Linked DNA regions of Homo sapiens: region 1 is linked to region 2. A link is a loop called in an ENCODE intact Hi-C map of the cell type or tissue named here. Cell type or tissue: ovary. All regions are shown on one strand. Links, peaks and the distances in the headings refer to the core of each region. The heading gives the core; the rest is flanking DNA.

The links. A loop is a pair of places that touch in the nucleus more often than their neighbours do. Peaks named below come from ENCODE experiments on the same cell type or tissue, not always from the same donor. Only the 100,000 strongest peaks of a DNase experiment are listed, where the experiment ranks them.
Region 1: a loop joins it to region 2, with 6 times the contacts of the local background. A loop is called at or near these places in 2 of 110 quality-filtered maps.

The regions. Positions count from the first base shown.
Region 1 is chr15:95,281,815-95,298,274 of GRCh38, forward strand. LETR1 (lymphatic endothelial transcriptional regulator lncRNA 1) reads right to left here. Exons shown (of 4, transcript NR_034095.1): 2 at 7,608-7,740; 3 at 6,488-6,654. Among named protein-coding and RNA genes, the nearest start is that of LETR1, 37 kb to the right of the region's middle. In ovary, for the core only: no CTCF peak of the experiment used is centred there; DNase peaks (open chromatin) are centred at 4,687, 6,051 and 8,919; H3K27ac peaks cover 4,851 bases.
Region 2 is chr15:95,456,770-95,473,229 of GRCh38, forward strand. The region is part of intron 3 of LINC00924 (long intergenic non-protein coding RNA 924); the gene reads left to right. LOC105370993 (a long non-coding RNA gene) reads right to left here. Exons shown (of 3, transcript NR_188326.1): 2 at 7,951-8,040; 3 at 6,818-7,617. Among named protein-coding and RNA genes, the nearest start is that of LINC00924, 32 kb to the left of the region's middle. In ovary, for the core only: no CTCF peak of the experiment used is centred there; a DNase peak (open chromatin) is centred at 7,962; H3K4me3 peaks cover 819 bases; H3K27ac peaks cover 3,468 bases.

The DNA.
Region 1 (16,460 bases), core at 4,081-9,080, 180 kb before region 2:
TCACTTCTATTTCTCTGAACTAATGTGTAATAAATCTTTTTCTGGCTTCTGGCTTTCCAGGACCTGGAAGTCAAGCTTCCAACAGACTGGAGTTGAAACTGGTAGCAGGGAAGAAGGAAAAACTGGTCTCTCCTCTAAAGGATGTTGTCATTGGGAGGATCTTGGCATAAGAAGCAGTTTTTTGACCTTGAGGCTACCTGAAGGGTTTCCTTAATCTAACTGTGCCCAATTACTAGCAGTTTTCACAGCAGTATGTTTCAGCAGCTTATCAAAGAATAGAAGCAGACAGTAAAAAGAGAGGGGACAGGATGGGTTTCAGTGGTTCTGAATAAGTCAGGCTTCTGGTGACCAGCAAAGGAAGAGCCTGGTTTCCATAAATCAGAGAGGTAGTTAGCAAGGGTGAGTTGGGACTTAAGGGAACTTTGCCTTGAAAGCCCAAAGACTTGTACTTGTGCCTTAATTATACAGCTTAGGTCCTCAGAGAAGGTTGTGACTTAGAGTAGGTGAGGCTGTTCTGTCAGCTGACCAGAGGAGAAAGCGCTGATCTTACAGGCATAAGAAACTGACCTTGGGTGAAGATGAAAGTATATACTCCTTTTGGGTTTCCCATTGCTCAGCAGAGTAATGGTTGTGCTGGTATTTCGCTGTCTGAAGATGTAAAGAAGTGTCTTCTATTCTGGTGGAATATTAGCAATCCCTGAACCTCTCCTAATCGAGATGTCATGTGTACCCTCACATCAGACTAATTGAACTCAACAGGTTGGTGGGTGAAACTTGGGCATTTTATTTTTAAGCTTTCCAAGTGATTCCAATTGCAGTCAGGCTTAAGAACGATTTACTTAAAAGTTTTAAGATGGAAATTTGCAAAGGGCTGCTATTCAAATCACTGTTCCTACAGCTACTTAGGTGTTTATGATCTAAGACGACACCTGGATATGTGTCAAAGGCCAATTATTAAGAGGGTCTGGCAGTGAAAACTGATATCATCCAGGTGGGCCTTCTCTAAGATAATAACTTGCTGTGAAGCTTCATGTTCGTTTCCACATTAGGAATGCAGAGGCAGCTTATTAGGAGGAAGCTGGCGTGGTCTGATTCTAGAGCACATGCTGTGGGCTCTATTTCTTTACAGTACACAGAGGAGCCTCAGGACAAGGCCTTCCCCACTCCTCCAAATGCCCACATATCAGACTAGGGGGATACTCCCTTTTGAAATTAGCCAGCTTGCCTCTGTCACTGACTGTTGCAAATGACTACTGAATTTATAAAACATTCATTGATGTTCCTTGTTGGGTTTGAGATTATAAATCTTTTTCTGCCGGGCTGTCACTGGGAGTAGACTGGAAAGCTGGAGACAAAATTCCCATAGCTCTGGTAGACACAATGACTGGCATAACCACTAGAGACTGGATAGTTCCAAAAATACTCAAGAACTTAAGAATGTTAATATAAGATAATGAATACTGAAGAACTTGAGAATGTTAATATAAGGTAATGAAGGCAAGGGATATGTGGAAGGAAGCCTATTGAAGATTCCAACAATCTTGATTATAGTTTTGTTGCTTTTTTTTTTCATCTTTCTTTACCCGTTGTGCTAGCATCTCTGCCCAGTTCAAAAGGTTATGAGAGAGACCAGCTAGAGCAGAACTGGCCGGAACCTGGAGTTTTGACCAATCACCAGGGGCTGATCTGTAAAAAGTTTGGGCTTCTAAGGAAGTCCAAGAGTAGCTGACTGGTGGATAACTAAGCAACAATGTGAAATAGGGCTCCACGGCTGTCTAGCAACAGACATGGGTAGAGATCCAAGATGGAGGGCATCTGGTAAACACAGTAGATCACATGAATCTCCAGTCTTGAGCCCCAGAAATGGGAGAGCTGGCAGGACTCTAAGAGAACCTGTTGTAGGGTGCCCAGAATAGGGGTACTATACAGGAAAACAAGGCAATGAGTTGTACTTGGGCACATGGGCAGGATGAAACACATTAAACTGGACTAGGAGTTAAAGCCTTGTCCTGTGAAATCAACCTTGAGCCCAGCCTCGAGAAATGAGAGAAGAGTTTGTCCAGGGGCCAAGGGGACTTCACGCTTGGCTGATGAACTCCTGGTCTACAGCTCCCTGAATTCCCCTTACCCAAGGTCAAGATGAGTTCCAGTCATGTCAGGGCTGGACCTGTAGGTTGGGGTTAAGTGGTTCCAGCTTCTATATAGAGGCAGGAAGCCAAAAGGATCATTACCATAAGTATTTTTTTTTTAAATTCACAATTCTACTTTCCTCCCTCAACTACAATTTTGTTATATGGACATGTTCTAAGAGTATGTGCAGAGGATAACGATTAAATAAACTTTTCCAAGTAAAACACAGTTAAAGGCTACTTCACTGTGGCCAAATGACTTTCTGTAAGGCCAAAATTACTTACTGTAGAGAGCAACCAAATGCATTTGATGCTCTTTAATGCTCTAGAATATCTAATATTATGTAGAGCACATAATATACTTTAAGTGAGTGCATATCAATACATACAAGAATATCATAGCTATGAGAGAGGCATATAATTAATATATTTGAAATATCACTACTATCCCCATTCTAGCTCAAAGTGTGAACTGATTTTAAATTTTTTTTAAGCTTCTGCAAAACTTTATTCTTGTTTTCTCTCTTTAAAATTGTAAATCTTAAATATTTAAAAGATATCTTGCTGTCATGTAATATCCGATATTCACACACACACACGCACATAGGTACACAAATACACAAATGGAGACTTCCAATGAGAAAACAACCTTGTAAAAGGAGTTTTACAAGGGAGTGCTGTGTTAACTGACATATTGCTGAGTTAGCAACTAAATAACCAGCTACATACATCCCTTTTGTATCATTGAGTAGCATGCATTCTTAAAGTGATAATGGAACTAAATTTGGAGAGAACAGGCCCTTAAGTTTCAATTTATTTGTTTCACAATCGCAGCCTCAAACTGAAGGGAAAATTACGCTGCAGTTTGATAAATAAAGCACTATACATTCAAAAACAAAATGCAAAATGGAAACTTTTAGAACTTCAAATAATCAAGGATCTTAGATTAATTTCATCAGTGGTTGAGAGTTTTTTGTTGTTGTGAATTTGCTGGAGAATTTAGTATGAAAGCACTCTAACTAGTGTCTGATTATATCAGTGTCTCTATTTCCTTTTAGAACACACATCTGTTGTTGTGGGGGGTTTTTGGAGAGGAGAGTGTGGTTGTGGTTATTATGGAAATACGGCAAAACCAAATATTTTAAAGCAGATGAGAAGAAACCCACAAACAGTTGGCTCACAAATGTTGTAATGCTTTCCACACCCAGGCATAAAGCAAGTGGCAGCGGCAGCAGCAGCAGCGTTCCTGGTGGCCTCTGTTTTATCTGTTTCAAACACTGGGCTGCTCTTGTTAGTTAACTGACTGGAGATTGTTTTCTCCCTTTATCCCCTCTCTCTCTTTTTAATTGTTGTTACTCTGTTTTGCCTGAAAGCTGCAGTATCTCACTGTTCATTATTCCCTGTTCAGTCAAATCCTGTCCAAAATTAACTCATTGTGTGCTGGAGTTCTTCTCAAGCTCTCTTTTCTTACAAGATGCACAAAATAGACCTCACTGTAGCTCTTTCAAGAAGTTTGCATATCATACGGATAACTCTTTGAACTAACTCAATGCTGACTTTACTGGGCTGTGTTTCTTTAATATTTACAACTTCTAACTAGAAATATTTCCAATTATTAATAAGAAATTGTTATAAAATTCTAAAGTTTCAACCATTTTAATCCTTTCTCTCTCTCTCTCTCCCTCCCTGTCTCTTATATAAACCTAGTTCCACAGACCCTGTTTTGACTTTAGTTTCTCTTTTTTATTTTACTTGGAAATTTTTAAAAGAGTCTTCTGAGTCTCCAAACTAAAGCTATAAGACAGAAAAAAAAAAAAAGCCATCAGTCAATACAGCTGGGGAACTAGTTTCTCATATCAGCATCGAATTCCAAGGTATTCAACTTGAACTAAGTGCAGCCATCAGAAAAACCATAGAAATGGGAAAGTTGCTGTTGTAAATTAATGATTATTTGCTGTGTGCGTTAGAGTTGCGGTTTGTACCACATTTTATTGTGATGTTTTATTCTTACTCAGTGCAACAGTAATTGGGTCTTAAACATGATAAAGTATCTTCAAGGCTGCATTGGTAGCTGAGCTGCCTACGGCAGGTTTTTAACTCTAGTTAAAGAAGGTTAATCAAAGCTAATGAATCTGTTTTATCCATTGCCATGAGTTTTTTTTTTTTTTTTAAATGTGCCAGGAGGTGACTGACCTAAAATCCGGATTGTTCAGCTGTGAAGGCAAATACATCTTTAGCATAATGATTTTGCAAGCCTCTTTGATGGCCCTGGGTCCATGGATGGCAGGTACCTGCAAGCTCTGTAGTTTTCTTACCTTTCTACCACTGCTCACTCTTCTGCCATTAAAAAATACGAGCCTTATGAAAATACAGGAGAGGGAATGCAATCCCACACTACAGCCTTCAGTGTGAGAATATCAAGAGACTGTTGCATTCAGAAGTTCAGAATAGCTCTGCTCTTTATAAAAGAATATGAGGAGCCCCCTAATAAGGCCAATTCATTAGAACAAGTGTTTGTTACTAAAACACACCACGCAGGACCACAGGGATCCGAGCCAGACAGCACGGCAATTAAAGTTGCCTCCCTTCCAAACGCAGGCGGCCCACCAACTCTCACCCACGAGTTCTGCTTTGTTTTCCTATTAGAAATGTGATTGAAGAATGCAAGTTCATAATTTGTTCATGCAGCAGAAGACTAGTAACTCTCTGGTTGCAACATCCTTTTATACACTTCAAATCAGAATTAAAAAAAAATTCAGGTTGCTTGTGTGTGTCCTTTCTGAAAGCGCAGGAGGAGCAAAACCTTTTGCTCTGGGAATCTACCTTGCTGCCTAGAAAACATTGCCTAGTTGCATTTGCAAAAACGCTCAGCGAGAGACCATCCTCCAAATATCTAAAATCACAGTAGTGGAGGGTTTTTAATTTTAAGCCCAGCGTTTACAGAAAACACACACACACACACACACACACACACACACACACACACACTCTCAGCCTGCAGTGACACCTTTTCCCTCCCCTTTGGTGCTCTGCGGAGCTTTGGAATGAGATTCATAGCGACTCAGGACTGTTGCTGGCAAGGAAAACCCCCTGCCTACCAGACAGAAAGAGGGGCGGGGAGGGCCATTGTGGCTTTCCCTCCTGCTCTCTTTTTAAGCCCAAATAATATTTGTACTTTGAGGGGAGGGTGCAAAAAAGGGATCAAGATATGAAGCAAGGCAGAACCCAAAAAGCGAGGGGGAGAAAAAAGCTCAAGGAGAGAGACCAGCTCTGGTCCGAGAAAGGGCCTACATCACAGGTTTCAAAAGCATCTTTTTTCAGTTTCACGAGCCACAACCCCCTTGATGAAAACTAGTTGCGAAATTCAGCGCCTGTTAGGCCTCAGCTAATTAGAAAAAATGGGCTTTTTTTCTTTTCCTTTCTTTCTTTAGCACCTTTTCTTTCAAGCATTTAGTCTCAGGAGGGGGATCCAGGCTCTTGGCCGGGCTGTTTTGAAAACACGCCTTTGAATGCGTCTCCCTAATTCACGCCTTTTGTTTTTCAGCTTTTGTGTTTGCCAGTTTGACCATATAACGTTATACATCTGGTGTATAGCTTGTTGGGGGCTTTTTTCTCCCAGGGTTCCTATGCATTCCCTATAGGACCCTCCTGAGCTTCAATTTGAGCGATCGTGTAACATAAAGGGGGTAAAGGAGAGCCTAGGAGGCTGGGGAGTGGGGGGAACGAGGGAGCAGGAGAGGGGAGGAGGCCTGGGGGAGACAGAGAGAGAAATGAGTGAAACATAAAAAAAAAAAAAGTTGAAAAGAATTCTTTTGCTCTCTTCTTTTCTTCTCACTGTTGCGACTGGACCCTGAGTCAGCCGGCGACAAGGCCTCGGTGGGAAAATGAAGGGGCCACAGAATAGATAACTCATTGGAATTCTGGCAACATATTCGTAAATAAAACAAAAGTGGGGCGGCGGACTGGGGGAGGGAGTGTGTTCCTGGGGAAGCGCAGAGCTGCACAGGGCAGGGCTAGGAGGACATTTCCAGGGCAGGCTCCCTGCCTTGCCTCTTGCAGGGGAAATCTAAGATGGTCAAAGGAAAGGAATCCAACGGTTTTGCCCAGGCTTGTTTAGCAAAGCTCTTGCAGCTGGAGCTGTTTATTATTGCAGCTAGGAAGATGCTCTTCCAAACACACTTCCCAAGCTGAGAGAGCTGAAATAATCTATCCTATTTCTTCAGAGCCTGCAGGGTCTGTGCCTCAGAAAGGGGTTTCTGTTAAAAGAGGAACATTCTTGAGCATGGTTATTCTTCCCCAGCTCCTCAAGAAGAGGCATCCCCCAGATTTAGTTTGCAGATATCTTTCCCAACTCTTACCTCCCATGCGCACTTTCGATAAAACAGCTTGGATACCGCTTCTTGGAATGATGATACTGATGTAAGTTTCTTGACTTAAAAGCTCCCAGTCTTCTAGTGGATTTGGTTGCTATTGGTGCTCATTGATGGGTAATCTTGTGGATGAGCTCTCATCTCAATTTCTCCATCTGCAAAATGGACATATCTTAATATCAAAGTCACAATTCTTAGTTTTCACATACCCGGATGGTTACTTTTGTAATGAGTCAATTTCATATTTTTGTTTAATATATACATAGTGTGTGTGTGTATCTGTGAGTACATAAAACCCATTATAAAGATATAGTGTATATTTTGGTGGTTGTGATTTTGTATGTCATCCAACTGCTCTAGAATAACTCTGCAAGTCTGATTTTGGCTGAAAGAAAACCTAGAATAAATAGGAAGACAATATGTTTGTGGCGGTTGTTTAAAGCTAATACCAGCAGCTTTTTCTTTTCTTTACTGCTGAACAATTTCAAAAGCAATACTAGGCATGAAAGCAAAACAAACTCATTTCAGTGCAAAGCTTATGAGTTATTTGTGTTTCCCTGAATTCAAGGAGGGGGTGGATGGGTAGGAAATTTGTTTTAAATATAGAAATGGGGAAAATACAACAAACTCCACAGAATATCTTGGAAGGTTCTGCAGCTTGAAGTGCAGAGTTTATTACAGATGTGATGTAACTTGTGGGTATAATTTTCAAAAATAGCTGAAGAATACACTGTGAGAAATCTTACCAAAAGTACCATTTTCCCCAATATATTTGTAACTCAAGTTACCAGCTGATTAACCCCTTGAAAAGAGTTTCTGTAGGTGGAAATCTATATCCCTGTCTGTTCTTAATCAATCCAGCCACATGACCAATAATGTGGATGCAAGGGTTAACACAATTAAATTAACAAATGTTTGGAAGGAAATGGTAAAATTGGTTTTTAAAAAGATGTTTAACAAAGACATTTTGCTGTTCCAATCAGACACATAATTACACAATAGGCTATTTTCAGGAATCTATTTTTTCCTAAATGTTAATCAGACCAGAAGAAAACGCCTGTTAGTCCACATTGGGATATGCTGTAATTCCCTTGGAAAAGTAACTTACCTTAGGGAAATATTTTACTTCCCAGAAAAAGACTGTTTATTTACTCTGAATTCTTTCCCTTGCAAGGTTGTTGTCTGGTTTTTGTTTTTGTTTAAACTGGTCTCAGAACATGGAGAAGTACGACCATCGTCAACTGAAACAAAAACAAAACAAAACAAAAAAACCATGGACTTGAGCTAAAATTCTTAAATGAATTGTTTAGCTTCAAAATGTAAAACTGTCCCAGCAAGAATGTCACAAAGTGTAAGCACAGAAGGATCTGTATTTTACTGAAAACATTCTTTATATAACACCCGGAGAACACGAAAAGAATGAGCCACCCTTACTTATATTACAATGTCTGTATTTATTATCTTTTCAAGTGTGCTTAACAAGTTGATACCATTTTCTAAAAGGTTTTTTAGTTTGAGACTCCTAACTCATACACCTGCTCTCTTAGGTCACAACTGTAAGTCCAGAAAAAGGTGTGCTTTATGTTTCTGTGAAAACTGGCTTTATTTCTAGTTATAAGGGAGGCTGAACTTTTAGGTAAACTTGGTGCCAGGTAGCAGCAGCAGGAGCAACGTGAAAAAGAAAAATGGCAGTTACCCACTTAAGAAAATAACATTCTGTTGATCGACAAACACCCTTTAAATTTTAGCTATTAACAGCTCTTACAGAAACAGGAACTGCCAATAACAAACTTGATTTCTAATGTCCCCAAGGTAATAATAATCCACTAATTTGACTATATCCCAGCTGGCCTATACAGCAGTTTCTATTTGTTTTTTGTTGTTGTTGTTGGTTTTTTTTTTTTTTTTTTTTTGCAGCAGGGAAGACTTATCTTTCTTTGGGAAAAAAAAAAGGTGGGGAGTGTGCTGTAAAGTTAAGAAGGAGTGTGGAGAGAAAACACATGGAAATTTAATGTGAAAGTTTCTTGTTGCAATAAAGCTGTTAGGTTTGGCATGTAGACTGTTATCAGATGGTTCCTTTGACATTACTTGAGCCTTTCAGTAAGTAAGACAAGCCTGAAGGATTAGGTTGTCAACTTCAGCCTGTCATCTTTGAGCAGAAAAAAAGAATTCCTTTTCTTTTTCTTCCTTTCTTTTTTTTTTTTTTTTTTTTAGGTTGCATCTTCCTTCACCAGCTTTGAGCTTTGGAGATCGCAGCAGAGGTAGTTACTGGAAGACAATCTCAGGCCCACATTGATCATGGAAGTCTAGCTTTTAAAGATAAGTGAGCCAACCAAGCTGTAAGGCTAATCACCCTGTGCAAGTATGAATTTATCTAAAGAGGATTTCATGTGGAACCCCCGGAGCCGGCCGCCAAACGGATGACTGCACACTTTAAGAAAGTTCGTGGGACTTCTCCCAATCAACTGTCAGGCCACATAAAGGGTCTGGAACGCGCTGACTTAAGCAAATAATATTTAGCCATCTAAGGATACCGTAAGGCCCAAGATTTTGCTTTGTTGGCGCTGACAGGAAATATTGATACATATCAAGTAACACTCCTGATGCAAAAAGCGATATGTGTCTCCTTTCGGCACTATCTCTGTTTAGGAAACACCTTGCTTTAAAAGAAAGCACAGGTGGGGGCAGGGACAATGTCAAACCCAGCACTTCACTGGGTTTTCCAGCTTTCCTGGGATCACAATTTCATGAAAATAGGAACTAAGCAAAAGTCGTCTCCTTTTTGAAAAAAACCAAATGTATTGGAATTTGAATTTGCAAACTCTCAGAATGTCTAGCTGACAAGTGAACCCTGCCCATAACCCCAAAACTATTCCTTAAGTTTATTAACCTAGGAAACCTGCCACTGATTAGGTTTGGGTGTGTTTCTCAGCTTTTACAATAGTCTAAACTATATTACAACTATGTGGTTACAGGGCCTAAAAAGTAAATTGAAATATGTGGCTATTAAGTCGCAAATCCCCTCAATAGGACATGTGAGTCAAAACTCAATTTTTTGTGAGAAGTAATGTCTGTAATCCTATTGACTCATCATTTTTAGACATTTGTGGCTTTAATTACAGGGGAAAAACTGTAATGTCCTGTCTTGGGAAAATTTGATAGGGAACATCGGGCTGTTACCATAGAATAAAGGTTGCGTTGGAGGATTTAATTTAAAAAGGAAAAAGAAAGAACCCTATTTTATCAGAATACTCTAAACATTCTCCATCAGTAACGTTGTGCCTGAGGTGATATCCTTGAAGATGCTGGAGGTGGCGGTGTTAATGAAATACCCGTTGGCATTAAATAGCATTTCTAGAATCCTGATTGTAGCGCTAAAAAGGAAAGTGAATTTTCTAACAGCACAATAAACAAGGGGAATTACGAAAAAAGAATCCGCTGGTTCTGTAAGGAAGATCGCTTCCAGTTAAACAAAGAAATTTAGGGTCGTCTGCTTTTCATGAAAATCACATACATATGGCCTTTGAAATTTGTCACTGAAGATGGTTTTGCTCTAAGGTAAAATTCACCACTTTATAGCTTTTCAGCCGCAAGTCTCTGGATTTTTTTTCTTCTCTCTTTTGGCCTGCAGCCCAATATGAATGTATGATCACTAGCACAAGAGTTAAACATCTGAGTCTTTTTGAAGTGTCTTCAATGTTACAATGATGTGATGGTTGATTGCCTAGCAGTCAGTTTAGAAAAGTCTGCATTCTGCCCCCTAGTGGTAGAGATTAAAGTTTAATGGCTGCTTCATAACACGTAATGCCTTTTTCCCTCCTTTTCCATATGTTAAGGATATAGAGCAGTGTGGGAATTACTGATGAGTTTTGTCATAATCTGTAAAGTGTATATTTTAAGCAGGAAAATTTCTAGACTGAATGGACAGGTTTACGAGGCACAGGGTCATTTGATGTATGTTTTGTGTACTCTGCTGTGCTTTGCCAAACAATATACATCACCACTATAAACAGACATTGTCCCTAATACAACATTCCTTCTGGGAAAATTTTGGGACTTCTTAATAGAAGCTATTAACCAAAAAGTGCATGGTGTTGCCAAAATTATAATATTATACACACACACACACACACACACACACACACACACATATATTCAGAGAAAGCATGGTATACTGTCAGATACTGTGGAACTTCACATTTCTTTTCAGATGACCATTTTTTGTACAGGAGGTAATAAAAACAATTTGCACTAGTTATACCACTTACTACTCCACAGGTCACATTCCCTTTGTGTTCAAGTTCATAAAGAAAACCACGCACACCCAAAGTAAGGGTTTGTGATGTCCGAAAGATTTTGATGTGGGAAACGTTGATCACGCACAGCTTTTTTTTCAGCTGACAATGAAGTGGAAGACATTTGTTTGAGTTTTTATCGTATCCTGAGTTCTTGCTTGTTTGTTATTCATCTTTAATGTAGAACTCATATCTTGCATGCAGGCAAGTGTTGGAAGGCACACAAAATCAAGCACCCATGATATAGGCATCATCCAATGAGTGTGTGTTTAGATCTTGCAGAAGTGAAACCCCATGTTGGAGGAAGACGGGACAGACCGAGGAGGAGAAGGAGGAGGAGGAGGCATCCGTGGAGAGTGGACAGGCGGGACAGCTGGACCATGTGTAATGTGTCAGTTTGCTTCTGTGCCACTATTGTGTTGCTGATGTTGGAATGCAGGGAAGGCGCTAGTTTATTGAATAAGGAGCCATGTAAATTCCAGCTGTCAACATGTGATCACTCCCTCGGACAAAGAGAGAGGCTTTCTCCTCACTCATATTTGATTTCTAGTCACAGCTACACATTTTCCAGAGCCCTCATTGCCACCAGGCTACATCTGAGTAGCCTTTGGCCAGCCTTCTCTTTTCAGACTGGTTTTGCAGGGTGAGTACCTGGCTTGTAATGGTGTGTTGGCTGGCATTCAAATGACACAGTCAGAGTTAGTTCAAAAAGAATGCTATGGCTGTAGTGATAACAAATAATCAATAGTATTTTTAAAGCAGAATTCTTGCTATTGTTTGATCTATTTCAGTATAAAAGGCAAATGCTTTACTCAAGAAGAATAGTCCAAAACAACAATTCATACACTAGGTAGCTTTTCTTATTGTGAGACATGTCAACTGGGTTGTAACCATGTCAGTCTATGCCTTTCTTTAAAAACTGCTCCAGGGAACCACAGGTCCACAGAGGGACAGAGAGGCGCTCACTTCTTATCTTGCTGTCTTGCTGTCTAGCTCTGTACCCTCGCCATGTGGCTTGAGAGAGGCTGCTGACATTACTGAGATTTTGAGTGGGGTTCTGGGAAGCTCTCTACAGACTGGAAGGGGAGGAGGAAGAGGAGAGTGAGGAGCGGGAGGACAGGAGAAAAGCATTCTCTGAGTAAGATCAACTCCAAAGCAGCTTGAGTCTCATGGGAGTTTAATTAGAGGAAAAAAAAATTCATCCTTGTTCACACAGGCAAACATTATTCATATCTAGGAGATCTTGGATGCCAGTATTTTTTTTATAATGGGAAACATAGAACATTTTGTGGTGTGTGGCAAAATCGCAGTGTTTCTTTCTCCTTGCTGCAGAATTTCATTATCTTGAAAGAACTCAAAATGCTACAACATTGGAACGGTAAGGCTCCTTACCCAGGCACACATTGCTTCCTGCTGCCGTGATATGGCACTCCCTATAACTCTGCCTATAATTTGCAGTAAGAGGACTTTGATGCTTCTTTAAATATACATATATTACATACATATGGATTACATATGTATTTCACTTTAAGTTACTCAACATAAAACCTCCATAAATTTCCATAGGGGTATTTTCTAGAAATACATGGTTAAACATTGGATGAAATGGAGAAATTTCTGGTGTCAGGGTTGCCTAGAAAAACTCTTTTGACCTAAAAAAAATGCTTTTTTAACCCCCATTAATTTTCTAATAAAAAATTAGCTCCAATTTCAAAATGATTTGGTGACATTTAGCTATACTGATTTTAAAAGATGTAAGGGTAGCTTCATATTGAAATCATTCATCGGTGGTCAAATCATTGCCATGACCATCATCTTCATCCACTATTGAATGGTTTGCTGTTGACTAACAGATACTGTGCTCAACACAGGGAAGGGCACACAGATGTAAAAGAGGATGTTTTCCTCGCCTTGCCTGGGATTAGAGTGAGGTGAGTGAAGCCTATGAACAATTTTTTTTTTTTTTTTGAGATAGAGTCTTGCTGTGTTGCCCAGGCTGGAGTGCAGTGGCGCCATCTGAGCTCACTGCAACCTCCGCCTCCTGGGTTCAAGTGATTCTCGTGCCTCCGCCTCCAGAGTAGCTGGGATTACAGGCACGTGCCACCATGTTCAGGTAATTTTTGCATTTTTAGTAGAGACAGGGTTTCACCATGATGGCCAGGCTGGTCTCAAACTCCTGACCTCAGATGATCTTCCCACTTTGGCCTCCCACAGTGCTGGGATTGCAGGCGTGAGCAACTATGCCCGGCCTGAACTTTGATATTTTTTTTGTCATGGATTGTTTGCACTCATTTTGATTTTTCAGTATATTTCATTCTAATATTCTTTCTCTTGATTACTAAGATTTTTGGTGCTTCCTTAAATTCTGTACCCAGAGAAGTGCCTCATGGTCCATCCCTGCTGGCTTGCCTCACGTGGAAAGATGGAGGCTCGCTTGTTTGTTTCTGTCTGTTCAGCTTTTTAAGATTTCACAGAAATCAATTTTAGCCAAAACATCCTTCGTGAATTCACTAAAAACACATTTATAGACGGTGACTTTCCACATCCTCTCTCAAAGGTGCTTTTTGGGGGCTCCCAACACTCAAATAAAAACTCTTGCTATGTGCACTGATATTTTTCTGTCTAGGAACTAGTTTTTTTCAAATTTAGGATGGAATAAACAGTGATTTTCCTGCACACTGTTTGTCTTACGTCATTCCTCTGATGCCTTCCAAGAGCCCTGGTCAAACCTCTTCCCAAGAGAGGGGTTTCTAATCAGCCCCAGGCTCCTTTGCCAGCTCTTCCAGGTAACAATCCATTTCCCTTCATCCTTCACCTGATTAACTGCCCCCATCTGCTGTGGATTCCTGTTCTTAGTCATGCGTCTCTCCCCAATGCTGCCCTCTGGGCAGTGGATTTCAGATTTCCTTGTACCGGGCAACATATGTTCTTCAACTCTGGAGCCTCATGTCAGACACGGCCACTGCCAAGACGCTTGACATGGCCTGCTCCAAACTTCTTCTTTGCTAATTCAGCCTAGAGAGACAGCGTGCCAGCATGGAGAATAACACCGTTAACATGTGTTTACGGGCATTAAAGCGCAGCTCTACACTGTTATAAACCCCTGGCATATTTGACCTGGAAGGAAAAAAAAAAAAAAAGATCTCCGTAGTGCAGTACTTGGCTTTTTCAGCAGATTGTGAGTTCACTTAGACGACTGGAAAAGACAAAGGGATGAGAGAAAGGGAGAGCAAGAGCAAGGGGAGAGAGAAATAGGAGAGAGGGGGCAAGAGAGAATATACATCTCTATTTGTACCATTTAGCAACAGAGAAAGAAATGCAGAAACCACCTCTCAAGTCAGGAGAATGCTCCAACCAGCCAGGGTGTTATAAATTAGAGCCTGTCAGTATTACAATGTATATTAATAGTCACACCTCTTTTTAATGAGTTTGGCATTGGCAGCTGAGAGGAAATACAAGTCATCATGGCTCTGCTCATGCAAACCCCGACAAAGGAATCCGTAATAAATCTTCCTAGAACAGCACTCACCATAAATATGTATCACATAAGGCATCTGTTTTACATTCTGCATATAAATCAGCATAGCGCTGAATAGCAATGAATCAGCTTCTCAATGCCTGATTTGATAACAAATCGACTTGGATCTTAGGAGAGAGAATTTACAGCCCTCACCCTCAAGACAGATAGTCAATACTTAAGATGAGTGCCAAGTTAACTTTTCTTCAGCAACCAAGTTTACAGAATGAGAGTCCTGAGGCTGGGGTGGGAGCCCAGCGGGTGGGGCTGGACAGTTCCTGGGGGAGGGAAAGCAGTCACTCTTCCCAGGGAGAGGAGCTTTGAGGTTTGCAGCTCTGGATTTGAAGGATGTCGTGTGGCATATCTCTGCATTCTGCATCTGACCTCCTCTCCGCTTTGTCCCCTTTCTTGGATCTCCCACAGGTACAGTTTCCGCAGGCTGTAATGATGATGGAGTCATCTTGGTGGTGTCATTTGGGGCGGGGATGGGGAGAACCCAAGGTGCCCCCCCAGGCCGGGTAGGGCTTTCTCTCTGCAGCCTCTTCACCTGTCCCAACTTGGCTGGGGTGACTCCCACGACTAAGGGAGGAAGCAAAGCTCTGACCCCTTTCTTTACAGACCGTTGATAATAACTTCCTGTAAAGACCTTTTATTCCAGGCTACAAAATGAGTGAACAGTATTTATGGCATTTTTCCAGTATCAGAGTGTTGATGGGATCAGGTCACAGAGGGAAACTTGAATGGCTCTTTATTGTCAGAGCACTGCCTGATACAGACATGGCCAGCCACACAGAGATATGAAATGCTTAAAGACTGCACAGGCAGAACAGCCCCTCTAAAGTCTCTGCCAAGATAAAGGCAGCTGTTCCGGCTCACTTAGGTTGGCGGAGCAGAGAGCAGGTACCAGTTGGGCAACTGGGTGTAACCTGGGGAGAGCAGATGTTTTTTTGCAAAATTCTGAAGGCAACACTTTATTTGCTCCTGGTTTTTTGTTTTTGTTTTTTTTTCACTTCAGCTATGGGTCATCATTCCTTTTTCTTTGCAAACATCCATCTCATTTGTAGTAGGAAGCAGCCACTTACCATATTGTGAGCTATGAGTCTTCTTAAACACTGTCTATCTCCTAAGGCCAAGCAGTTGTGATCTCTTTTTATAGGCTCAGCTGCTGTGGCCTTTCCAAATAAATGCCTGTTTGGTGACCCATGTCTCAACCCCAAAGTGAGAAATGTATTTCAAAATTGCTTCAAATACTGCCTATATTCAATGCTTTTGGATCTAACTAGATTAATTATAAAAAGCCCTCTTCCGTTGGGTTTGGATAGATAACTAGAAAAATGGAGTCTGAGCTTTCCCAAAATCCTCTCCGATTTAAACTAATCACAAATCTACTACAGCCACTATATTTTTATCCCTCACTTTAGAAGATATGCAGGTATGATTGTTCATTGAAGAGGCTGTTGTGTTTACAGGCCTCTTAAAATTCTGGTTTTATTGTTCAAAATCTCCAACGTACCCGAAAAACAATTATAATAAAAATTGCCCGAAGTATAATCTATTTCAAGTATCAACTCACTTAACTATTTTTCTTGTCATGGAACAATTTGGATATATGCAAATACTAGAACTAGGGGTGTTTTTTTCCCCTCTAAAAGACATTTTGCAGTGTCTGGAAACGTATAAAGTTATTTTTACATCTCACAATTTGGTGGTGGTGTTGGGGGGTGCCACTGGCACCTGAGAAACACCAGATGCTCTTAAATACCCTACAATGCACAGATGGTACCTCCATTCCCATCCCCAGCTCTGCCCTCATGCAACGAAGAATGATCTGGCCCAAAATGTCAATAGTGCCAAGGTTGAGAAACTCTGTGCTGGAAGAGATTGCCCCAAACTGGATTCTAAAAGAACTTGAGTTGGCGTCCCAGATCTGTGGATTCTGTGACCTTGAGTAAGTTACTTATCTCTCTGATCTCTTCTGAAGTGAAAAGTGATCAAACTGTCTGGGTGTGAGAAGAATATAAAAGGATATATGTAAAATATCTGGCCAGAAATAAGTTCAATCATTACTTTTCTCCCTTCTTTTCCCTAACAAAGTGTAGTAAAAGGCTCTGCCTCAAAGTGAGTTCTGAGAGAAAGGAGTTTTGAAGTA
Region 2 (16,460 bases), core at 5,840-10,839:
GTTCTCTATGTTCTTCATCTTCCCCTTGGGACAAACAGTGCTGCCCAGGTATGTTCTCATGGCTAAGCATAAGCATAAGAAAGAAAGCAATACCATGCAATGCCTCTTAGGGCATGCTCTCATTTCTACCTTATTCTTTTGGCCACAGCAAGTCATATGGGTAACCCTAAGTCAGGGGATAAGCTCATATACTTATCTCCTTAAGTCACATGTGAAAATCACACATCATAGGCCATAGATACAAGGAGAGATAAAAAATTGGTCACAATAATAAAACCAAACCTATCAAAAAGAAAATGCTAACAACCATGTTAAGAACAGAAAATTTGAATACTAACAGAGCCATTTGACCAATCTCAAGTATTAACGACTCTATCTTCATGTCACCAACATATAACCCAGCCACTTTAATGGCACATGTGTCCCATAAATATTTACCAGATTGTGTTAGATCATAGGAAGTAAATAGAGAAATCACAATTGGACGCATCCTGGTAAATTTAATTTTATGCTTTTTAGAAAGAAAATACTCATGGCAGGCACATGCAAGTGTTATGGACACAAAATGAAAAGCTAAATGATAAATGTTTATCTTGTATGCATGAAGATACTTTGACTTCTGTTTACATATGTCACCGTGGAAGCTGGTTTAAAAACATTTAAGTCCCCCTAGTAGTTCCACATCCAACGACTCCCTTTCTCCTGGACACCTTCTTATTTTCCTTATAACAAGTTTGGAGAAAGGTCAGGTAGGCATTGCTGGCAAGTCTTCTTTTCAGAGTTTCTGCTCAATCACAGAGCTGATGTTCAATCTCCGAAGTCGAGGCGTTGATTTACCAGGAAGAACATAGTTAACTTAAAAGCAGAAAAAGCCCCGGTGGTAATCAAGCCCTGTGAATTCCTGGCCCTCTTCCCCGGAGGCCCAGTGGGGCCCACTCAACGGGCCAACCCCACACCATGCATACTGGATTGGTGGTCCTCTTATCATAGAAAATTCCGCCAGTGTGGCCAAAACATACAAAAGGAAGCACACAAGAAAAAATGTGAATATAATATGCAGGCCCTGGATTGAGTTTTATGAAAAGAAAAAAAAAAGAGGGGAATTTTTCTTAGTTCTTTTTCATAGTTCATAGGATAAGAAATAACAAGACAGATTGCTTATCAAATGTGAGTAGTTTTACTATTTTTTGTGGCAAATTAGACACTAAAAGGGCAGGTTTAAAGTCTGTCCTAATTTTGCCTTATAATCAGATAATTTAAATTTGACTATAAATAGAATCATACATTTTCCCACGATCTGCCTTTCATTTCACACAGAAAGAGTTGTATTATGTATTGAAAACATACAAATCCAGGCATTCTCAAAACTTCTTTCTTTTTTGACTTTAGCTTGTGATAATACAGTATGGTATCGGAATCCTGCCCTATGGCTACAAAACATTAAATTTCTTGAGGCAAAAAGATGCTTGTCGTTCTCGTTTAATCTACCAGAATTTCAGAATCTTGTACTTCCAATTTCAGAAGAAGTAAAAGATGAGAATGTGCTGTCCTCTCTTGCCTGGCCTGGCCCAGTCTCCCTGATTTGTTTCAATATACAGAGACTTCCCTATATAAGCCACCTCCAACTCCAGCATTTGCATTTTTCCACCTTTCTGCTTGTTTATAGTTCCCCTCCATTTTCTTCCAGGAAAAAGTGTGCAAACAACAAATGCATGTTCTGATCTTATTTGAGCAACAAAATCTTGACAGCGTTCTCACCACCATCAGGAAAAAATTCCTTCCATGAACCTAACCCTAGAAAATGCAAAAATTATTGACAAATGTAATGCAGTGGTCAACTTCTTATCTGTAGCCTACAAAACATTAGACATTAGTTTGTTGATGGGAATTAATACGGCCCAAAGTCCTCATTCATTCTTGACAGTTCTATCATATTACTCCATAAGATGCTAAGATATTAGTTGCTGGAGGTGGGGGCAGGGGAGAGAGAATTGATAGAGATGGGAAACTAAGCTGCTCTGCAAATATTCACAGCTGCAGCTTTCTGTAATCATGCTCCTCTTTCCAGTTTCCAGTGGACTTTGAAAAGACAAATTCATAAGAGTTATTTAGCCATAAAAGGGAATCAACTCCTAAGCCCGGCTTCCTGAAGACCTCAGAAACTGAATTACCACAGCACTCCCTAAGGTCCAGAACACAGATTTTTGTTCCCCTCCCACATCCCTATCCCAAAGAAAAGAGTTTTCCCACTAGCTAAAATAATTAAAAACATTCTCAGAATAGAACACAAAATGTTTCTGGTTTGAATACGAGCCTATTTTCAGGAAAAAAAAAATCAATGTATTGCATATTTACAGTTTGATATTACAACAGCAGTGAAACTATCCGTTTGAGGACTTAATTGCATATAAAAATAAATAAATAAAATGTGCAAGGGTAGTGTGTTCTTTCTTGATGTTGTTCTGCCTACCTTTTTGATTTGTTAACTAACTTCAGGGGAGAATCCTTAAAAGGAGGAATACACCAGCCCATATAAAGTCGCTGGTTATCTCTGAACTGGAACTTAGTTTTTTAAATCCTGTCTAGGTAAATTACCTTTCCAGTGCAGGGTATTTCCTTTTAGGAGATTCCTCAGAAAGAGCCTCCAGGGAACTGACTAACTTTTTAATGGTTCACTCAGATTAAGAGGAAGGAAATGTGAACTCCTTTGGGGGCAGGAGGCACCACTCTAGGCTGTCTGCATCCTGTAATTCTTCCCAAGTCCGTGAATCATACTTTTAAGACTCCTTTTCAAGGGCATTTGTCTTCCTTTAAGAGAAGGCCAAAGCAGAAAAGACGAGTTTTAAAATAGGTCTCAATCAAGCTTTAGCCATAACAACAATTGCATGATTCTCTCGCTGACTACCCAGGAAAGGTTGCACTGGATCCCTTACCTGCATGCCTCCCCTCACCTTGCACAATACTCTTCCCTTCTTTAGTTTCAGAATCAAAATGACATTTGATATCATCTCAGCATCTCTGAGCTACAATTCTGTACAACTCTTCCCTTTATAGCCAGCCGCTGACAGTGATTTCACTTATGCCAATGGCATTGGAAGAACTGAGCAGCGATATTTTTCAAAATCATCTTAGATAGAAATCTGGCTTTGAAAACAATGTCTTTACTTAATAAAATATCTACTATGTAGACAATTACAGACTATTTTTATACCTTTTCCACAAAGGTATGAACATTTCTGAGAATAAATTTGTCAGTGAATAAAGTTTATCAGAGTTTGAAGCGTTTAGATCCTTGCAACTTCTGTAGAAGTATGAAGTCACAGGAGCACATTTCTAAAAGGCTGCTATGTTACAATACCAGTTACTCAACCAATAACTTGTATTTATTGAGTATCCATTAAGTGGTGATTTCTATTATTTTCAAGCTCCTACAAAGAGTGGAAAAAGCCAGGCATGGTGGCTCACACCTGTAATCCCCACACTTTGGGAGGCTGAGGCAGGAGGATGGCTTGAACCCAGGGGTTCCAGACTAGCTTGAGCAACATGGCAAGACCCCTGTCTCTTATTAAAAAAAAAAAAAGAAAAAAGAGTGGAACAACCCCGTCACAATGTGCAAAAGGACAAATGTATAATGAAATGGAATATCCACAGAAAGTACGCCAAGAATGAACACTAACGTAAACTGTGGACTTTGGGTGGTGATGATGTGTCACTGTAGGTTCGTCAGTTGTAACAAAGGCACCTGTCTGGTGGAAGATGGAAGGAAGTCACTGCATGTGAGAATGTGAGGGTATATGAGGCCCGGCATGGTGGCTCATGCCTGTCATCCCAGCACTTTGGGAGGCCGAGAAGGATAGATCACCTGAAGTCAGGAGTTTGAGACCAGCCTGGCCAACATGGTGAAACCCTGTCTCTACTAAAAATACAAAAATTAGCTGGGTGTGGTGGTTCACACCTGTAATCCCAGCTACTCAGGCGGCTGAGGCAGGAGAATCACTTGAACCTGGGATGTGGAGGTTAGAGTAAGCTGAGATCATGCCAGTGCACTCCAGACTGGGTGACAGAGTGAGACCCTGTCTCAAAAAAAAAAAAAGGGGGTATATGGGGAATCTTTGTTCCTTCCTCTCAATTCTACTGTAAGACTAAAACTGCTCTAAAAGAATAAAGTCTTTAAAAAAGTATTCAAAGTGAATGGAATCACACAAGATGAATTTAGATTATATTTAAATTAACAGGATTCTTAGAGTTGGTTTGAACAGTTCAGTTGCAATTCCTTAATCTAAAAGTCTCTACACAACATTTATTTTTGACCTAAGTTGATTTCATTTGTAGCAAAATGTGACCCACACCTATGTGGACGATGCAGTCTTTATTTATCCCAGTTGGTGTGTATTCATATGTGTTGTTGCATACATATTAATGGATGCCACCCTAGGTTCCCTGATGATGGCAGATAGTATTTGGCTTTGTGGCCAAGATGTCTTCCAAAATCATAACGGTTCTGAATTACAGGACACATCTCATCCCAAGAGTTTTGGATATGAGATTGCAGACAAAAATACACTGAAAGAGAGAAAATAAGTAAGGAAGAAAATAATAGAAAACAGTTGCTTTCTGTTATACTTTCTCTGATTTCTTGAGAGCTCCTAGTCTTAGATTTCTATGCAGGTCCCCCTTATTATAATTGTCCATTTTTTAATTGAAATTTGTTTTCAGTACTAAAGTGCAAAAAAAACCTAGAAATGTAATTGTGATTTCTACTTAGGTGGACCTCAAAGGTTTTGTATCGATGCCCGTAGTCTGCATTTTGTTTCTATAAGTCTATTTCAACAGAGTACTCAGAAATAGATCTTTCTTTCCTCTCATTCTGTGTAGAAATGTCAGAAATGTGAGGCTAAGGATTTAAAGCATAAATTAGGGATTTGTTGATGAAAAGAAAGAAAGGAGGAAAGGATTGAAAGAAAGAAGAAAGAAGGAAAGAAAGGATGGAAGGAAGGGAGAAAGGAAAAAGAGAAGAAAATAAGAGAAAGGAAAAACGAAACTTTAGCCTGTAGAATCTACATTAAAATGTTTCTCAGTGCTTAAGACATCTTGAAAGAAAAGATGTCAAAGGCAAATTCTAATATTCTAAAACTGCAATCCAATTGCATAAAAGCATAAATTTACATCTAAATCATTTGGAAGAAAATATTTACATATCCTATATTTTTGTTTAGAGCTGATCTCCATAAAATCTCTTATATTATACAGATCCATATTACAGAGATTATATATACAAATATTTTATTGCTTCTGTATGAAACCTGATTTGTTGGGGGATATAAACTATGGCCTTCTCAGGTATCACTGCTGCTTGATTGTTCTGAGTATTGGCTTTCTGACAGGGATTGGAATGAAGCCATTTTTATTAATTTAGTTATTTTTGCTGGTATCAAAGGCCGTCTATCATGTTAATGATGTATCGGTCTGCGGTCCCACCGAACAATAATTACAGAATGTTCCTAATAGTAAATCATTTGTCACAATCACAGCTCGGTACAACAACCTTTTGTTGAGCAGGGGAAGACATTATCTGAATAGCAATACACCTTTATGCGAACCGGTGAGAGGTCTTACACGGACCAGTCCGGCAAATACCTGGGAGTTCCACGTCTGAACTGTCCGTCCCCACATTGCAACTTGGGGATGTGCACTGTGATCTGCTGAATTTTCTCCAGTGTTAGGCTATCTAACACAATGAAAACAACACGTTTTGTCCAGGGAAGAACAGATAAGGTTTCACAAGAAACTGCTCTGAAAAAGAGAAGAAACCAAATGATCGAAAAAATGGAAAACATTAAAGGTTTTTACTTCCATTTCCCCCTTCAGCAAGAATTGGGGACAGAAAGGATATAATACTCAAAAAGAAAAATTGAGGTTAACAAAAAGGCATTGCTATCTAAATTACATGAAAGCTCCATCATCAGAATGACGTAACAGTCAAGTTCTTCTTTGTAAAGATTCACAGACTGCTTTCAGTTATTTTCGAGCACTATTTGTAAATCATAAGAGCCAATATTTTTGGAGTATTTGTATGTGCAGGGAAACTTTTCAAAATAGACTTAATTTCTTTTAGAACAGTTTTAGGTTCACAACAAAATTGAGTAGAAGGGACAGAGATTTCTCATACAGCTCCTGCCCCCCCACAGCTGCCCCACCACCCCTGCTCCACCCAGCCCCCTCCCCCTTGTTATAATTGATAAGCCTACACTGACACACCATTGTCACCCCAGGTCCACAGTTTACATCAGGAAATCTCTTAAGGACTTAATGTGCATTAATTCTTTTCATAGTTTCAAAAACATTGATATTAGTTCCATTTTAGAGATAAGGGAACTGAGGCAGAGAAGAGTTAAGTCGCATCAGGGTGATTTCTGAGATTTGGCCAATTTCAAACCCTAACCCGGTTGATTAACTACTTCTCATTACTGAAGTACCCCAATGAAATAAATCAACAGCATTTGTTGGGTACCCATACGTTTGTTGAGATTTTGGTGAGATGATGTCAATCATGCTAGTTCGGCAAGAATATCCCCATTTCATGGACAAAGTAACCCAATTTCAGAGGAGGAAAAGCTAGGATTTCCATACTGGTCCATGACATGGAGCCTGCAACATTATCACATGGCCTCTGTCCCCATATTCCCGTGTTCTGAAGGAAAAGCTGCCCAGTTAATGAGTAATTGTGCCATGCATGGCTTGAATGGCTGTGTTTTTTATAACAATGATACTCAAACTTGAGGTCCATGGATTTTATAAAATCACAGAAACAACTAACTTCACTTGAAGGGTATGTACTTCTATTTTTTATTTTCTACACAAGTGAATTCCTGATTAGACATTTTATTGAGACAGAAATGAGTGTATATAAAGGAAGAAATTCTAAAATATTTGTTCATTAAGCCCAGTGACTTGAAAATAACCTCAAGATCAATTAAAATATAGGAAGTAGAGGGAGCCATAAGTTGTGGTATGAGTTTAAAAGACCACATCACAGAAAAGAAAAAGATTTTTTTTAAAGTATCAACAATAGAAATTGTTCTAGAAGTTTATGCGCAGGAAAATTGGGAAGCCCATGCTTCCCAATTTTCTTTGTGTTTTAAAAAGCCATGCATACAGCTCTTGCTCTTTGATTTTCCCAAAATGAATCTGGAAGCCTCGAATTAGCATTAAATGGAATAATTTGTAAGTGCCCCCTCCCCTCAGACACTTACCCTTTCTTTTATTGTCTAGAATTTTGTTGGAGGTATCCTTGGACTCCAACAGGCAAGTCTAACTTGCTTTTCTAGTGTCATACCCAAAATACCAATTAAGTTGAATAGGGAAATGAATATACTTATAAATTTTTGACAGCCACTGACGGCGATAAGGCAGTCCTTGGCCATAACTTGAAATCAGTTATCAGGGGATACCAGAGGAACAGAAAGTTGTTTTTGCCAAGCCCTTGCAGCCTCCTTTCCTCACATTGGCCAGATGGCCTGGAGGTGGCACTTGCAGCTGCTTCTGGAAGGAACCTGCTGCAAACACACAGGCATCCTTGACACTGCCACCGCACTTGCATTCCAAAGGGAAGAAGTCCTGTTTGGAAAAGAAAAAAAAAAAAAAAATCAAATGGCTACCTCTTGCCCCAACCTCGCTGTCCCCTACCCCTATGTTCTGTCCAAAAGAAAAATCCCTCAGCCGCAATGGTTGTTTTTATTAAATTCTCCTCAATAAAAAGCTCAGGCAGGATTTATTAGGTACTCAGGGCGGACGTTTAGTATTTCGCCAGTTATTAAGTGAAAATCAATAGAAAGCAAAGAAAATGGAAGTCACTGCACTGTTAGCGCACTGTTGTCGCCCAGATATTATGTCGGCTGTCTTGTAGATTCATGACAGACGAAAGAGGCCGGGAGAGAACTTTCTGCTTACATTGCACGAGCCAAAGTGGGGTTATTCATTAGAGCAGGCAGCCGGCCAGATGGATTTCCAGTTCAGTTTTACCATTTATCTTTAAAACGCCTGTATCGAGTGAGAAAGAACACTGATATTATGTGATATCAATGGCAGGTTTATGTATCTAAATCAGGATTTATTGTTATTTTGTTCCAAAGACCTTTTTTTCTCAAGAAATACCATTTCACTGGAAGAAAATAATAGCTAAAACCTTGTCAAAGATAACCTTTCATGCTGTCCGTGCAGCACTAGCTGTAAAACAAATAGAACCCAGGATATAAATAGTTTTAACCACATCCTTACAAATCATTTCTTCTGAATCTGTTTTCCCCATTTCAATATATATATATTTTTAATGCCACATACATGATTTTGGGTCATTCAATGTTTTCTTTGCCTGTAGTTTAGCTCTAAATAATGTCAGCAATTATTTTAATTCCATCTAAAAGCTTTAGCTGTTTTGTGTTCTTCTGTGGAATGCCACATTTCTCAAAAGCGTTCTTTGGAAAAAGCAAAGAGATCTGCTGTTTTTTTTTTCTTCCCTGCCTTAGAATGAGCTTTAGAGTCAAAAACACCCATCATCTTTTTTCAACTACTTCAGGGTCTTCAAAAGCTAGGACATGTTTTCTTTTCACTTGAATTCACATTTTTGGTAGCGTCCGGGTTTTCCGATTCCCTCTCATCTAAAGGACAGATTACAGGAGACCTGGGCAGATCCAATCTCCAGTCAATCCTGCTAAGTAACAAAGGTGGCCAAATACCAGGATGAACCATTGTATCCACTTTATAAACAGCTCTCAAGAAAATACAGTCAATATATTTGTAAAATGTCATTAGTGACACTTTGTGATTAGGAGAAAAATTATACCTGGGTTTTGACTGAAGCGGTTGCCAATAAAGAAATGTGAATGTATTTTTAAGCTACCTTATTTTTACTTTTTCTATCCTTTGGGTTTGGGAAAAGAGAAGATACATTTAGGTTTATATGGATCAATATTAGATAGTAGCCAGACAAGGTTATTTAAAGACCAATATACATTTATGCATTTCTTTTCTTTTTTTTTTTTTTGAGACAGAGTCTCGCTCCTTTGCCCAGGCTGGAGTGCAGTGGTGTGATCTCAGCTCACTGCAACCTCTGCCTCCTGGGTTCAAGCGATTCTCCTGCCTCAGCCTCCCGAGTAGCTGGGACTACAGGCGCCCGCCACCACGCCCAGCTAATTTTTTGCATTTTTAGTACAGACGGAGTTTCACTGTGTTAGCCAGGATAGTCTCGATCTCCTGACCTCGTGATCTGCCTGCCTCAGCCTCCCAAAGTACTGGGATTATAGGCGTGAGCCACCGCATCTGGCCAATATGCACTATTAAGTGTCACCGACTTAGAAAAATTATCTAAAAACCAACTGAAAGCTTTTTGCTACCATTGGACAAAAGTGCTATTATATTGAAAAGTAAGAAAATAAAAGTAAAAGATAGATTATAAAATAGTTGTTCCTTAATAGTCTTCTTTATCTAACTAACTAAATTCCTCAAACATATTGAAGAGCTCAATTATACCAGGAATCCCTTCTTGTAGTTTTCTATTTAGCAGTTTTTCGCTTTTTAAAACTGCATTGACAATCCAAAGGGAACTTTCCTTTAGGATGGCGCCCTCCAATAAAACACAGAAAGTTCTTTATAATTCTCACTTTTTAAGAAAAACTATTCTAAAACCCTGTATAAATTTTGCATGTGTGTTTGGACCTGTTGATCAGGAGGCAATAGAGAATAGTGGTTAAGAAAATGGGCTCTGAAATTAGATTACATAAGTTCAAATCACAGTCTGTCACTCCCTGGCAGTATGATTTGGGGAAATTATTATAGCACTATGCCTCAGCTTTCTCATCTGCATAAAAAAGACAATAACCTTATAGATTTCTTGCCAAGAATACAGGGGTCAGTATAGGTAAAGTTCATAGACTATCACTTGCTCGATGTTAAGTCCTCAAAGCATTAGGTAGCTATTACTTTGAGTATACAAAATCCAGAACACCAACTCATCCATGCTGATGCTTTGATTTTCCAAGAAAATGGAATATAGTCCCACAGAGATTCAATTAACCCTCCATTTTCATATTTACTAATGTATTTGGACCCTGCAGAAAGATACAGTCTTAAGCTTCAGCTGTAATGAGAATCTCACTTAAACCAAAATTTTGTATTAAATGAATTTGCCTTAAAAAAGTCTCTTTTTTTGGGATCAACATTCAATCTGAAACACTAAAAATAGTCTATAGGCAAAAACCACATTATTGATTTATTAATAGCTGTACTGATACAATAGTCATGAGGCTTAATGTCTGATTGGGGACCTATTTATAGACATCTTAATTTGTTGAAAACAATGTCTAGCTATTTCGTTCTAACAAATAACATTAGCAACACACGCAGTTATGAAGAAAGAAATGATATTGCTAATTAATACGACTTGAGCAGTGAGAAAACTAAGACATTAATGCCAAAGAAAATCAAAGTTGATGACTTGGATTCATTGCCCATATGCATCATGTCACTTGAATAGTTGCCAAGCCTGTGTCTTACTTTGACTTTATAGTATCAGCCCACTAGCCTTTTATCTTGCTTACCCTCTCTACACATCAGGTTTCTTACTTGTAGAGGCAGTATAATACGCCTTCTTTATTCACCCTACAGTTGAGGACTGAAGGAGAAAGCGTAAAACACTTATTAAAAGAAAACGATACTTTTTACAGTCAGACTGGTGGGAAAATCAGTACAATTAATAAAACAGTGATGTTAGGAAAGAGTGACTACTGTCTGCTTTATTGCCTATTCATACGTACGCCTACATTTGTTCAACAAAAGTTGTTTGAACGCCAAAGACATGGAGGTTCAGAGCCTAAGTTGGCCCCAGCTGCCTAGCCCCACCCTTCCCTCTCCCTCTGGGTGTCTGTAAGTGGTTTAACCTCTCTGTGCTTCAGATTCTTTGTTTGCAATATTGCGATAACAATAGCAGCCAGTTATGTACTAAAGGAGATAAATAGTACCTACTTATGTATTAAGTAAGATCATACATATAAAGTGCTTACAATAGCACCTAATAAACACTCCATTATGGTTTCACTATTATTTGCTTTCCAAGTGCACAATATAATGCTGATCAATTCAGAAGACAAGACCCTGACCTCATGAGCTGATCAGAAAATCGGCCTCATCTTAGATCAGAAAATTCAGATAAACATATAGGCAATTTTTATAGGGTGGGATATTAAAAAATGACATCCCAACTCTCATTGAAGGAATGAGATGGAGGTAGAAAAGACTTCCTTGTGGAAGTGATAGCTAAGCTGAAAAATTAAAGATGAAGTCAGAAGGTAGAAAAGGTGGCTATAAACCTGAGGTGTTTAATGAAACCCCCTGCTATAAATGAATGGCCTACAGCTGCACTTCCCGATATGGTGGCCACAGCCACATACAGCTATGGAGGGCTTGAAACGTACCTAATGCATGAGAGGAACTAAATTATGTTCGTTCATTTTAATTTTTTTTTCAAATTTAAATTTAAATAGCCACACGAGCCTAGTGGCTAAAGCACTGGGCAACTCAGCTCTAGACAGAGGGAAAAACACATGCAAAGGTCTAGAGATAAGAGAATTCTTCTATTCTGAAGACCTGATATTTTGAAAAACAGTAGATTCTTGAAGGATGTGACTTCTGGAAATCAGCAGAGGCGATGCATGGTTTACTGCAAAGTTCACGCATTCACTGAAGCTATGGAAAACCACTGAATGATAATAAGAAGGAGAGTGATACAATCAGTTTTGAAATTTAGTAAGATCTCTCCAGCCATAGTTATAATAGTAGCTAGAATTAGTAACACTTTATAGTTTACACACTTTTTGGATAACCTGACCTCTCTTAATATTCAAATCCCCTGTATGAGGTAAGTCTATACTTCCTTTTCTATATCTTATTCATTGTGTCTCCAATCAGCAGCCTATGCTCTTGCCCATATCCCTTAGAAGACAGACCTGATAAAAGGAAAACATTTGCATGATATCAGTGCGCAGACTCATTCATTCCGATGTTCATAAATTAATCTGGAAAACAGCAGCAGTTACTTCCAAAGAAATGTTTAAGAATCATTTTCCTCAGTGTGACCTGACTGTAAAAGTACAAATGCATTCAGTCGTGGTCCCATGGGCCGTCCCCCACTCCCAGCACATTAGTTAACTCCTCTTGCTGTTGCCGGCGAGAGCCTGAGCTGCTCCGTGCGCACAGAGTGATGAGGGATGAGCCTGCCTCACCCGGGTTCCTGCGGACTTCCCCTCACTCCCACATCTGTATCCCTCCTTGCCTCGCAGACAAGTTGAAAAGAGAACCCGGACTAGGCAGGGGTATCCACTGCAATATGCTGACGGTCTGGCTGCTGACCTGAATCTCCATGTCAGGTCTGAGTAGATAAAAGGTGGCATTTTTGTAAGTGGGGATGAGGAAGGAGCACGGCCACTCTGCCCTGGAGTCAGCGCTTCTTACCAACACGTGCACTCACCTGCAACATTAACCCAGCGATTCTCTTAGTAAGAAATTTTCAAAAACAAAAATATGCTAACGTTTGATTTGATTACATCAAGTTATTTTTTCTCTCTTTTTAAAAGGAAGATTATTAATAAAATCACACTTCCTTAAAAGAAAAAAAAAACAGGGACTGTCAATGCTGCACTAATTTGATTACACACTGGCACTGTAAGACACTAATGTAAATATTCTGGTGAGTAGGCATAAGACGCTTGAAGTAATTACTTAAGGACTCCCTTTCAAACAATCGCTCCCTTTTTTTATTAAATGCCTTTTAACATTAGCACTTTCTTCCTGACAAATTAAATGAAATTTCATTACTCTCCCTGACTTAATGGCATTAGGCTCCCGCCTAGGTGTGAGTTAACCCTCCCAGGACAGCTGACAACGGCTCCCACACTCCGTCAAAATGGCACTGTCCTAACTCACAAGAGAAAAGAAGCCTGGAAGAATCCTTTGTGTTTTTACCAGAGCTTCCGGAATCCTTCATTTCTTTGATGTTTTTTCAGCTGTGATCCTTGCAAAAATCTAAGAAACCAGTGGTATTGTTGTTTTCCAGTGTTCTTGAGTTCACCGCCAAAAAAAAAAAAAAAAAAAAAAGAAAGAGTATCTTTCACTGAGACTCTAATAGTGACAACAAGGATAACAATAACGGCAAACAGTTATACAGTACTTCTTAAATATCTTCTAAGCAATTTAGCTCTTTTAACTCATTTAAACCCCAACAAAACACTATAAGGTAAATACTGTTAATTCCTACTCTCAAAATAAGGAAATTAAAGTACAACATGGTTGAGCAATTTACCCAAGGTCACATAGTTAAAAAGCAACAGAGCTAGGATTCAACCCAATCAGCCAGCTATTGTCAGACACTTTTATACATATAATTATTGAATCTTCAGCCCTGGATTGACATAGACTTATTTCCATATTCCTTTTTACATTTGTGCAAATCAAGATTCGGACATGTTAAACGACAAGTTCTAGATCATGCAGTTTGTGCCACCCAGGAACTTGTCACCAGCCATGTCTTCTTGACAAATGAGCTTCGAAATTAAGTTTCCAAAGGATGGTCTCTGAAAAATGGTGTTTCTATACCCCCTTCATTACACTTATTAAGAAAAAAAGCTAATGACTTACTTTTAAAAGAAAAAAAAGGAAATAGAGATTACTGTAAGATTGAATTTATTTCTAATACTTTAGGAATTAAATTATAAAGTGACAAGAAAAATTACAGAATAATTGCTCAGGAACTGTGGGTCTGAGGTCCTCGTCCTACAAATCTCAGTATGAACTAAAAACAAATATGTGCTAATTTTTGTTAAGAGAACAGTTGAGAAAACCTTCACAAAGTGAACACTGCAAGAGTCGTTCTGTTTTTAGATAGAACTTGTGCCTGGGAGTATGCCAGAGAGACACTCCCAAGATACGTGTAACACTGATAAGAATGGCATGAGTGAGTTCCCTAAATTGTGTCCCTGGCATTTTTTATTTAGCTATCTTTTTTGGGATACATGGTCATATTTTCTACCCACCAAGTTTTACCTCTAATATTTTTAAAGTCTACTAATTTTTTTTCTTGTTTAGACCTAACTTTCTTTCTTACTCTTATTTTGGACTTAATTTTATTCCATCTTCCAGGGTTACAATACATTTAGAGGTCTGAACAACACAGAAGCATAATGAGAGAACATTCTATCTGGTCAACTTTGAATTTCTGCAGACAGGGCCAACTTTTAATGAGAATACATTTTTATTTTACTTCCCTTCTCTCTATCTGACCCAGTGATACTTCTCTTTGGCTGAAATTGTTTTCTCTACATAATCCTTTTTCCTGTCTGTGTCACCAGTAGCTGGGACTTCCCGATGTCATGTTCCATCTTACCAAAAGGGTGTCCTTTCTAAGACCTCAGGCCATGTGGAAGAAAAATAATCAGCTCAAAGTTCAGAAGACAAATGTTACAAGGGGGAATTTTTTTTCTCCCCTTGGTTGTTCTTAAACATATGTAGCTTTAAGGATCAGTATGTCAGTGTTTTGAAAGAAGCAAAGACTGAATTTATTTTGGTGGAGCTATCAGATTCTGAGGAGCTGGACCATTTGTTTTCCTCTTGTGAGGTCCAGGTAAAAGTTCATTCCCTCCATGGCCTGGTGCTTCTGACAAACAAAAATCAAGGACCCAAAATAAGTATTTTATCTAAAAAATGTGAACTATCCCAAAACAAACATGAAAAAGCACAGCTGCCAAATTCCACAAGTAAAAAGAGTTGGAGGTTGAGACAGCCCACGATCTCGCTGGGGAGTAATGGGTAAAGTTTGGCCAGCTGCCCTTAAGGCCTTGAGGGACACTCAATCCAATTGCTGTGTCTTAGCGGATGTGAATTTCAAGGTTACACCTGGGTGTTCAAGGGCAGGGCCAAGTGTAATCGGCACTTAGATCATAGATTAATCTTATTTGCCATCTATTAGGTTTGATTCCTTTTCCCTCTCTCCCTCCCTAAAGCCAGGATTATTGTGATAGTTTAAGATAATGGATTCTAACGGAAGAAAGGTCACGCAGGCATGGAGATTTGGAACCTTAAGATAATATGATTAATCTAAAAGCTTCTTTCTCCAAGGGGAGGGCCGCACTTTTCATATGTCTAATTGAGAGAAGAGAGCTGAAAGACCGAGAAAGAGCAACAGCAGAGGAGTGTAAAGGAACTGAGTCCTTGTCAACAACTGCAATTAATTATCATTGTCAGGATGATCTTTCATTAGTTTTCACACTAATAAGATAGATCTGCCTCATGCCTGAGGCTGATAAAACCTTATTGGCAATGTTGATAAGAATATGTCAGTATGGAGAGCGATTCATGGACATCTTTATTTTATTTTTCTAATTTTCCAAAACTAAATGACTAGCTGGATATTGCCAAAAGTGACTACATCTAGGTTCTTAAGGCTATGAAATGCAGCAAAAGTCCTTAGCAAAGCAGCATGATTGGCATAATCTAAACAACAGGTAAATGTTAACCATTGTTATAAATGCTATCAATACGTAAGTGCATATTATGTAACCTAAACAATAGGCAAATGTTGACCATTGTTATAAATGCTATAAAAATAAGTATATACATATTATATATTTTAAGGTATGTAGTCTAATCTTATCCCTTTCAGGTAGTTCAAGATAACCCTAACTAACCAACTTGGAGAGATCCATAGAAGGAAATTAAGAGTAATATTTATTTGTTTATTAATCATGATGCATCAAGATTCGAGGCTTCTGATAAGAAATCATTAGACTTGGTCCACTTGCAAGAAAATTAGAAATTAAATGCAAATATGGGTTCTCTACTATCATTTTTTTTCTTTTTTCTAGGACAGAAACTGTTTTACTCTTTATTTATTGTAACTGCCAAAATACATTCATCATTGTGGCTCACTGTGATTTTGGGGTTACTTAAAATGAATAGAAATATGTATCCCCTTGCTTGAAATATATACATGTATATTTCTTTTCTTATATACATACATATAGTAAAGCCACTTTCATTACATTTAACTTGCTCTATTGTCCTCATGCTGTTAGATTGTTTAAGGCAAACAACAGAGAAGAGGGATGGACCTCCGGGGTGGCCAGTTTGCTTCCAAATGCTCAAATGTGTGGCCTTGGGGAGAGAAAACTGGTATTTTTATCTGTAATGTATAATTTTTCTAAATAAGATTCTTCCTTTTAACAAATAGAACTTTCTTGGTTTATTCCCTCAGTAAAAAAGAGGGCAACATGTTTTTTTTCTTTAACCAAGATGACAGAATAGGAGAGGAGACCATTCCTGAATGTGCAGGACCCAGTGCAAGGGCTAAAGAGTGGCAATACAATTAGAATGTGAGATATGCCTGTTTAATATAATCTGTGAGGTAGTAATATATG